Linked DNA regions of Homo sapiens: region 1 is linked to region 2. Evidence: chromatin loops called from intact Hi-C (ENCODE). Cell type or tissue: dorsolateral prefrontal cortex. All regions are shown on one strand.

Region 1 (5,000 bases), 140 kb before region 2:
TGAAAAAAATTACCCAAGATTATACTATCATTTTAAAATTGGACTGAAGTAGAAAACAATCAAGAGGCTCCTGTCGAATGAGACGTTAAATGATAAAATATGTTGGGGCTCCTGGCCTTTGTCTACTCATTCAAGGTAGTGATCAGTTATCCATTGCAAGCCTATGCCAGGCTGTAGATGAGAGTATTTGTCTCAGAAGTTTTGTTTTATCATAACCATTTGTCCTTAAATACCAATTTGGCTTTCTATAAGGAATTTAGCACATTTACAGAAATCTCAGTGCTCTTTAGTTATGGCATCATTAAAAATTAAAACTCATATATCACCTGAAAGAAGTCTACTGGCTTTAAATACACAAAAAATACTCAATCTCTCTCCTACCACTAATGCTATATAATTGATACCATATTAGTTGCACCTCCTCTCCAGTCTAGGCGACAGAGCGAGACTCCGTCACAAAAAAAAAAAAGTTCCCATATCCAGATGCTACTCTACTGCTTGAATTCAGTCTTCCATATGACTCTAGGACTATAGATAGCATCTCATTTATTTCCCTTCCTCTCATCTTAACCTCCTTCCATCTGTCCTCCACATTGCTGCCAGAATAGCATTTGTACCATGAAACTCTGACCATGGTGCTTCCTGCCTGGTATTCATCCATTTTTCCCTTGGCTTTTGGCATACTCCTTAATTCACAAAAGAAGGCCCTTTGTGATCTGACCCCGACTTACCTTCTCAATACTCTTTCACTTGTCTACATTTCAGCAAAGCTGTTGTCTTAGCATGGTTCATTTTCCTATTATCTACTCATAAATATCATGTGTTAGCACGGCGTCCATTCCCCCGAGAAGATTTTCTGGATTATATGGTTAGGTTTTCTTCAGCTCTGACACACCCCAAGCTAAGATGACGCCTAATATTTATTTCTCTGTTCCCTGCTGTCCATGCATTTACCTAGTACCTTCTCCTTGAGTTGAAGTGGTGATTGGCATCTAAATAATATAATATAGCAAAGGTGATGGGATGTCACCCTCTTTATTAGGTTACATTAAATGGCAAAAAAGATGGGATATCATGCCCATGATTACCTTACATTATATAAGACACACTTCTTAGAAGATTGGAGAGAGACTCTCATGTTGGCCTTAAAGAAGCAACAGCCATGTTGTGAACTGCCTATGGAGAGGGCTGCATGGCAGGGTACTGTGGGCAGACTCTAGTAGCTAAGGCATCTTCCAGCCAACAGCCAATAAGAAGCTGAGGCTCTCAGCCATACCCCCACAAGGAAATACATTCTGTTAACAATCCAAGTAAGCTGGAATTAGATCTGTCCTTGGCTTAGCCTCTTGTAAGACTGCAGCCCTGGATTCCAGCCAGTGAGACAATGAAGCAGAGAGTCCTGCTATGCTGTGCTTGGGCTTGACCAAAGGAAACTGTGAAATAATAAACATGGTTTGTTTCAAGGGACTGTTCGTGGAAATGTGTTACGCAGCATAGAAAATGAATGCATTAACAGCCCAAGATGCTTTTCATTGGGCTCCTACTGCACTTTTCACATACCTCCATCAAGCAGCTGAAACTTTTATACTCAAATAAATTGTTTCCCAACAGATAAAAAATTTCAAGAGCAGTTACTGTGTCTTTTTTTCTAGCATCTAGTATAGGAAGCTCTCGATGACGCTTTTTTTTTTTTTGCAATGAGAAAATAATTTTTAAAAAGAACAAAAGTAAATGTGGAAAGCTGGAAGTGTATTTATTGAAAGCATTTTATCATTGAACATAGAGCTATTTCAACGTTAATAATCTATAAGCCTACATCTTAAAAATTTAAATATAGGAAAACCAAACAGGGCTATTATTTAATGAGGGCCTATTATATACTTGGTGCTGAACTAATAAATATGGAAAATGCAACTTTAAAAGACTCTTACATAATTTCTCATGGTTCATATGGAAAAATTTGAGCTTTATCCAAGCAACATTAGTTAAATGTATAAATCTTCAAATAAATGTTGTCGAAGATAGTTGGGATAGTAAGCTTTGCAAAATTAAGCTGCCCTAGAGATGTTTAAGCTCACACTTCAGTCCCTCCTATTAGAATGATAATAAAAGGAATTCAAATACTGAACTGCGTAACCTTTGAGGTCCCTTTTAGTTCAAAGATTTCATGATCCTTAAAACTGCAATTTGGAAAACATTATTTTGTGGCAGGCTAATGAATTATAGCCAATGACATGATAACTATATTAAATATATATATATTAGAAAGATAACTCCGAAATGCATTCTCACGAACCCTACATATTCCTTTAAATAAAGTATCTGCCCAAAAAACCTAAGACATGTTGTTCCAGTAAAACTGGAACTGGGTGCTGATTTTCCTCTATATGTGCTGCAATGACTCCAGAAGCCACAAGGTGGCAGAGTGTTGGTACTGTGTTTCTAATTCACAAGACTTCACAACAGGAGTTCATGATACATTCAAAGGCAACTTTAACTGAGATTTTGAATTCTTCCATCTGTTTCCATGTGCCAGGTGCAGGGGTTGGATGGAGAAACTGAGATGTATATTTGGAGGCTCTTGAAAAAGGAGATGACAAGATATAAAATCATGTGTATTTAAAGAAAAACTCTTTGTTGGCATAACTCCCAATTTGCCTCTGACCTCAAAATTATCACAGCTCAACCTGATCACTGACTTCTCCAATCATTTCTGTAACATTTACCCTTCCACACTTAAACTGGTACAAATTCGCGAATCTAACACTCCCATTTAGATCTCTAAATCATCTAAAGCAGTAAAATTTTTTTAATCTCTTTAAAGAGTTTTAAAAAAAATCAAAGAGGCATACTCTTGTCTTTATTTCCATACATTGCTACAAGTCACAGCCCCAAATGAATATTATTTCAGTTCTATGAACAGGGTAAAGAACTTGTTCTCATGCTTTGACCTCAGGCTTTAGAGATTTCTAATATGTAACATACTTCCATTAAACTCATTCATCTTCCTCTGAAATGTAGTTTTCTCCAGAGCTCATGATCTCTTTGATAGTATTTGAATTGAAACATACTACAAGGTTATTTTTCTTTCCACAGATATTTAGAGTACTGTCACATCATAATCAGCCAAATAAATAGTATGCATAAGGTGGTGCCTCCTTTGGGGAATTATTAATAGTAGATTCCAATTCTAGAGAACCAGGACCCTGTTGTAGTAAACATTGTATCTCCAGGGCCTGGAATAGTGCCTAGCTCATAATAGACATTTGAGTGATACTGATCAAATAATCAACCTAACCTGCCTACTTATTAAACTGAAAAGATTGTATATACCTTGAGTCCAATGGGAGCCTACAATTAAGACTTGCAAATAGTAATTGCTCGATAAATCTTAAATGAACAATAAAGAGACCTGTATGCACGCATAATTTTGTGTTTCCTATTTAGAAGGGAAATTGCTATAGAAGCTCAATCAATCAAGACACAGTTATTTGTTACTACTGAATAACATTTTAATTCTGTAAGTTACCTCAAAGGTAACCAATGCGTACCCCTAAGGAGTTAACTGTGGAGGAGACAAATCACAAGAGGTAATAAGCGAAGGACTCAGAATAGCACGTTTCTTTAACCAATTTAGGGATTTTTTACATCTATTTTTATTACTTTTAAAGTAATGCATGTGAATATATGTATTTGTATTTCCATGCAAGCTGTCTAGAAAAGCTTAGACTCTCCCAGCCCAGCCAATTTTTTTAACTCTTAACACTCCTCTGGGAATTGTCCTTACTTTATTTTTTAGGGTGTCTCTTTACCCTTATATGAGTATACCTCTAATTTTTTATTTGTCAACTTTAGTATCTATTGATTTCTATACATGAAAAATGAAGATTTAGTTACTCACACTACTCTCCTACTATATCCTTTTGGTATGTTTGATATTTATAATATTATTTGAGTCCTGTTAACTCTGTAACTAATTTCTTAAAAATCTCTCTCTTATTTCAATATTTGACAGTCTTCCTCAACTCCACAATCTGTAAAATGTCAATATTAGTCATCATTCTTCCTTCCACATCCCCTCTTCTGTCAGCTAAATATTTACTTCTATAATTTTAAGATTGTTGATATTTATATTTTGTCATACAACCATAACAATATTTTCTACATTTTGTTACACAATATTGCTAAAAGTTGAAAATCAATAAATGGCCATCATATTATAATTGTTTTGTAAATACTGTTAGTGCCAGGTCAGGTAATATGTTGATGCATTTTTTTCTTTGCAAATCCAATGTCACGAACCTTGGATCACTCATGAGAGAATGTTTCTCACATCGAGGTCAAATAGATTTTTTTCCTTCACAAACCATGCATTTTAAAATGCATCAAAATTTGTTTTATATTTGTATCGTCTTGCATAGTTTGCTTTGTAGGCCTGAAAAATATAGTACTTCACCAGCCTTCCTAGAGTTTTTCCTACGCTATTTGCCTTTATTGCCTTTATTGTCATATTTTTAGTTATTTACAGACTCTTGATTATATCATTTATTCTGTGAAGTCACTGCTTTTGTAAGCTTCCTTTAGAAGATTCTGAACCTCTTTTATTTAAATTGATTACTCTCCAGGCCATTTGTACTCATGTCGTTTTGGAACTCCCCACCACCTCTTCCTTGCTCTTCTGAGTAAGAAGTGGTGGAAGCAGTTGAGTCCCAGGTCATCCCCCATCACCACACTGGGGCAGCGTCCCCAGGCTTCCAGTAGCTCCCAGGTGGGCGCTAGAGTCCATGCATTTACCTAGTACCTTCCCCTTGAGTTGAAGTGGTGATTGACATCTAAATAATATAATACAGCAAAGGTGATGGATGTCACCCTTTTTATTAGGTTACATTAAAGTTGTACATAAATTACCTCTCTCCTGGAATAGTTCTCATTTGTACCCAAAAGTATAAAATTTTTAAGAAATTGGTTATATAGAATTTATAATTATAATCATTATAATT
Region 2 (5,000 bases):
CTTTTGGAAATGATATTTCAAATAGTTTTAAATTGCTTGTTTATAATTAAAAGCAGGTAATATGTCTTATAGTCCACTGAGAAAATAAACTACCATCAGAAACAAGTTTTTAAATTAAATTTCTTTGGGCTGGGCATGGTGGCTCAAGCCTGCAATCCCAGCACTTTGGGAGGCCAAGGTGGGCAGATCACCTGAGGTCAGGAGTTCAAGACCAGCCTGGCCAACATGATGAAACCCCGTCTCTAGTCTCTACTAAAAATACAAAAATGAGTTGGGCGTGGTGGCACATGCCTGTAGTCCCAGCTACTTGGGAAGCTGAAGCAGGCGAATCACTTGAATCCAGGAGGCAGAGACTGCAGTGAGCAGAGATCATGCCACTGCACTCCAGCCTGGGCGACAGAGCGAGACTCTGTCTCAAAAACGAACAAACAAAAAAAAAAAAAGAAAAGAAAAGAAAAAATTTATTCACATGTAATATGAAGCAGTGAAACTAGAAAATCTCTAAAGCACCAGTCCTGAAACCAGAAAATCTCTGGAACACCAGTCTAGAGTAACTTCAATTACTGTAATTTCAAGTTAACTTTGTCTCATTACTTCTGTATGTGCCCTATTGCTTAATGGGCCTTAAGGTCAAGGTGGGAGGTGGGGAGTTGTTCTGTTCTATGTAAAGGAACTTCAGTAACTGTCTCTTGAATGCATTTTAAATGAACTTACCTGTGACCCAAAATTGGCCACAAACTCTAACATACTCAGTGTTCTGCCAATTCAGAAGGAACAAATCATCTGCCTTCAGAGTGACTTTGGTGAGTCAGCTGGACTGGAAGAATGTATCCTGGGAGCTGCATTAGGATTAAATCTGATTGCTAGACACTGGCAATTCCTCTCTGAGTTGGAGAAAATCAATTCAACCTTCTCTACCATGTTTTCTTGTACAACATTCTGTCTTATATAAGATTACATAAGTTTCCTTTGTATATACCAATAGACGCATTTAAAAATTGCCTTCTGGACTATTTTTATACTTATTAAACAAGATGAAATAAGTGTTTTGCTGTATAGCTTCTGTCCACTAAATGATCCTTGCACATCCTGATTATCTTTAAAGGTTATGCATATGTTCCAATATCTTCCATCACTAGCCTCAAAAGAAAGCCATTTCTTTATGCTTTAGTAAATTCTTGTTTGGACCACTCAAAATGTCCCCAACTCATTTGCTACAATTTGAGCTAACCAACATGACATTCACTTTTGCAGAAGAGATAATAATTTGAATAACACACCCTTACTTAGCTGAGATAGGAATGTTCTACAGTGTAAAACTATTCTCTGAAGGACATCAAGGATGAGGATTTAACAATTTCCAATCATTACTGAGAGCTCAAAGAGTTAACTAATCTTAAATTTAGATTTGTTCTTAGATACATACACACTTTCTATTTTTTTAATGTGAAATAATTACCATTTACTGAGCAACTACTAGGCGCCAAGTACTACAGACTTTCCACGTATTATCTCAAGTAATCTTTACAGCATGGAATGTGAATTCCATACTATTATTTCCAAGAGGTTAGAAGTTAATAGATTTACTAATAGACACAGCTAGAAAGCAACTAAGCTACATTGTAAACACAAGTAAGTCTGATTCTAAAGCCCATCTGCTTTCCACTATATGCTATTACTTTTCTGGATTAGCTGGGAAAGAGTTAAAAATTCAACAGCACTAACAGTCTCAGAATTAATTTTTGCAGAGTTTGGAAAAATTTCCGATTATCTTTGCTAAGAAAAAAGAATTGAAAACATGCTCACCAAAAGGTTACAATTCCAGACTGTTTAGAAATATGGGAGGGATGTAGAAGTTACGTATCATTTTAGGGTACCACTAACAATATCATCTTTAACCACAGTAACAATAAGTGCCTTATATTGATGAGCAGCCTCTGTGAGTGTTAGTACATTATTTCTAATTGTTACAGAAAGTTTTGGCAATAGTGAAATCTTAGTTTTGAGAAAAATTTCTGTGTAACTGGGTTAACTCTAGAAATATCTGCAGCTACATATAATCACTATTAACACTTATCTAGAATTTTCTATAAACACTTATTTTTAAAACTTATTATGATTTTAATAACCTAATATTTCTTAGAAAAAATTCATCATCATTATTGTTATTAATACTATGTACATAAAAGAAGTAGAAAATTTGAATTTCATCACACAAACTCATCTTTCAAAACCCATAGAGAGAACCCCTTCCATGGGTGTCCAGTCTTTTGGCTTCCTTGGGCCACATTGGAAGAAGAAGAATTGTCTTGGGCCACACATAAAATACACTAACTCTAATGATAGCTGAGGAGCTTAAAAAAAAACTGCAAAAAATATCATAATGCTTTAAGAAAGTTTACGAATCTGTGCTGGGTCCATTCAAAGCTGTCCTGAGTCACAGGTGGCCCATCACTGCAGGTTAGACAAGCTTGCCTTAACCCTTGATGACTTTGGTTCTAAAAAGAATTCTTATATTTTGAGATGCTGGTTCAGTCCTATGCCTAACATTCCTTTCTTCCCGCTTTTCAATATCTGGCCTAAATAGCCAGAATTATTGGGGGTATGCTGTTTGTACCCTTTCCAGTTAAAGATAATTGAGGAAAGGAATGCTTTATTTGCATGGAATTTCGATCAGGAGATTTTGTGCCTACATTCAGAATGCGTCTGTCAAGGCCATATTTCAACCATTTCCTCTCACCAGGGACTAGTCCTGGAACACAATGTGCTGTGCACAAGTCACAAATCTCTGCCAAACCTTTATGTTTTTATTAACTAAGAGCTTCTAATTTAGCTTCACAAATCTGTTTCTTCCTCAAGACTAGATGCTTCCAGGATGATCATCTCAGCTACTTCCACCATCTAGTGGCAAGAGATAGAAATGAAAGGATTTTACACTTTTAAAGATTATTGCCTAAAATATCAAGAATCAGAATAGTTTTCTAATCAGTGGTATTATTAAAAACATTATGTCTAGAAAGGAAAAATAAACACATTATTTTCAGTTGCTGGTCAGGGCCTCATGACTGTTGGGGTCAAATGTAACTCATAGGGTATTTCTTTTTTTTTTTTTTTTAAATTAATCAAATACGTATTTTAAAACATCTGCTATTTGGTCAACACCATCTTAGGCATTGTAGAGGAACTACAAATTTCTGTATTTAAAAGACATGACTCCCTTTTAGTAGAAGTTCATAACTTAGTTATGAAAATAGAAGCTCCAAGCTACTAAGGGCTAAATGTTGTGGTAAATTTCTCACTGCTTCATGTTATCCTCGGTAGGTACCTCTCTCTCCCCAAAGCCCATATATGGTGGTGGTGGACCTGTGTTTCAGTCCTCTGTGTTCTTCTCCCCTCTCCTGAGCAATCCCATCCATTTTCACAACTCCAACTACACTGAAAACGTCAAAGTTTCCATTTTCTAGATCAGATCTTTATTTCAAACTGACTGTTAAACACTTCTACCTGGGTATAACATAAATACTTCAAAATCAGTTACTCCAACATAAACTCAGAAATTATCCCACTCCCTCCCCTGCCATTCTAAAATCTGCTCTTCCTCTGGCATTCTTGGTTTCATTTCATGATACATCCTCTACTCTGGGGTCAAATTTTAAAAATTGTAAATTATCTTCTATTTCTCTCTCTTTTCTACCTTCTATATGTAATATGTCTCAATGTCCTGATGATATCTCTTTTTAAATAAGCCTTCTAATCTATCCTTCCCTTCAACCCCAATACCTCTGCTTTACATCAAAGCTTATCTATCTTTTACATTTCACCTGATGCTCTTGAATCTGATGTCATACCTTTCCAATTATTCCTTCCACTGTACCACATGACATGAATAACGGTCTAATTTGCATATCAGGTCATGTCATTCTCCTTTTTAAAAATTCTGTAGTCACCCCTCATTACCTACAAGGTGAAGTCCAGTCTCTACATAAGGTCCTTCATTACCTGTTCATGCCCATCTCTCTTGCTTTATGGGATGTTTGGGCCCACTCTATGCCCCTTTCCTTAATTCTTACATTATGCGTCAGTATCCTAGCCAACTACTTGGCAATTCTCAGAACTTTTCCATACTGTTACACAACTGCTAGAGTATAGGGCAACCTTGACTTTTCTCCCTTATTTCATACTTCCTTCAAGTAAAAAATGATCTCGTGTATAATTTTTTTTCTCTGACAACACCCATCCTAACCTCTCCAGCTCCAAAAAATTAAACAGTTTTTCTACGTCTTGAGAGACCTCTTCTTTCACACTTTCTTTATTGTACGCTCCAAAAGTATATGTGCCCAACCAAAATATAATTTTATATTAAAGAAATAATTCTATGACAAAATATGTCTGGGAAATACTTTGTACTAATCATATTTCCATCTTAGATGTTTATATTTCATATTATTATAGTAAAGGCTCTGAGAAATCCTTCAATAAGTTAATGGATTTAACTCCTCAAATGTGTTTAAGCACTCATTCATACCTTTATTTTAATAATGCTGACAAAATTCCACCAAACATACTTTGGGAGATGCTAGTCTAGTTTCATTTTAGATTCCAATAAGGGAGTAAAATGAAAAGCAAAACAAAACAAAAATAAGATGCAGTCCAGGTCTTGGGAGCTTACACATTTACTAAGAGCAAGAAAAACAGCAAACCTAGAGGAAAGAACATTATATAGCAGTCCTTCCTGATCTTAGGTTGCACTTTTCATGCAGTTTCAGCTACCAGAGGTCAACTATGACCTGAAAACAGGTGAGTACACTACAAGATATTTTGAGAGACAGAGAGAGAGCACATTCACATAACTTTTATTAAAGTATATTGTTATAATTATATTTTATTAGTTATTGTGGTTAATCCCTTACTGAGCCTAATTTATAAATTTAATTATGTGATAACATACTTATGAAAACATAAGAAAAAACATAGTATAAATAGGATTTGGTACTATCTGC

The links. Peaks named below come from ENCODE experiments on the same cell type or tissue, not always from the same donor. Only the 100,000 strongest peaks of a DNase experiment are listed, where the experiment ranks them.
Region 1: a loop joins it to region 2, with 5 times the contacts of the local background. A loop is called at or near these places in 54 of 110 quality-filtered maps.

What each region holds. Positions count from the first base shown.
Region 1 is chr11:84,382,415-84,387,414 of GRCh38, forward strand. The region is part of intron 7 of DLG2 (discs large MAGUK scaffold protein 2); the gene reads right to left. Among named protein-coding and RNA genes, the nearest start is that of DLG2-AS2, 750 kb to the left of the region's middle. In dorsolateral prefrontal cortex, CTCF peaks have their summits at 2,414 (motif pointing right) and 2,613; DNase peaks (open chromatin) are centred at 1,367 and 2,437; H3K27ac peaks cover 2,192 bases.
Region 2 is chr11:84,521,752-84,526,751 of GRCh38, forward strand. All of the region lies in intron 7 of DLG2 (discs large MAGUK scaffold protein 2), which reads right to left. Among named protein-coding and RNA genes, the nearest start is that of DLG2-AS2, 890 kb to the left of the region's middle. In dorsolateral prefrontal cortex, CTCF peaks have their summits at 2,910 (motif pointing left) and 2,931 (motif pointing left); no DNase peak of the experiment used is centred here; H3K27ac peaks cover 618 bases.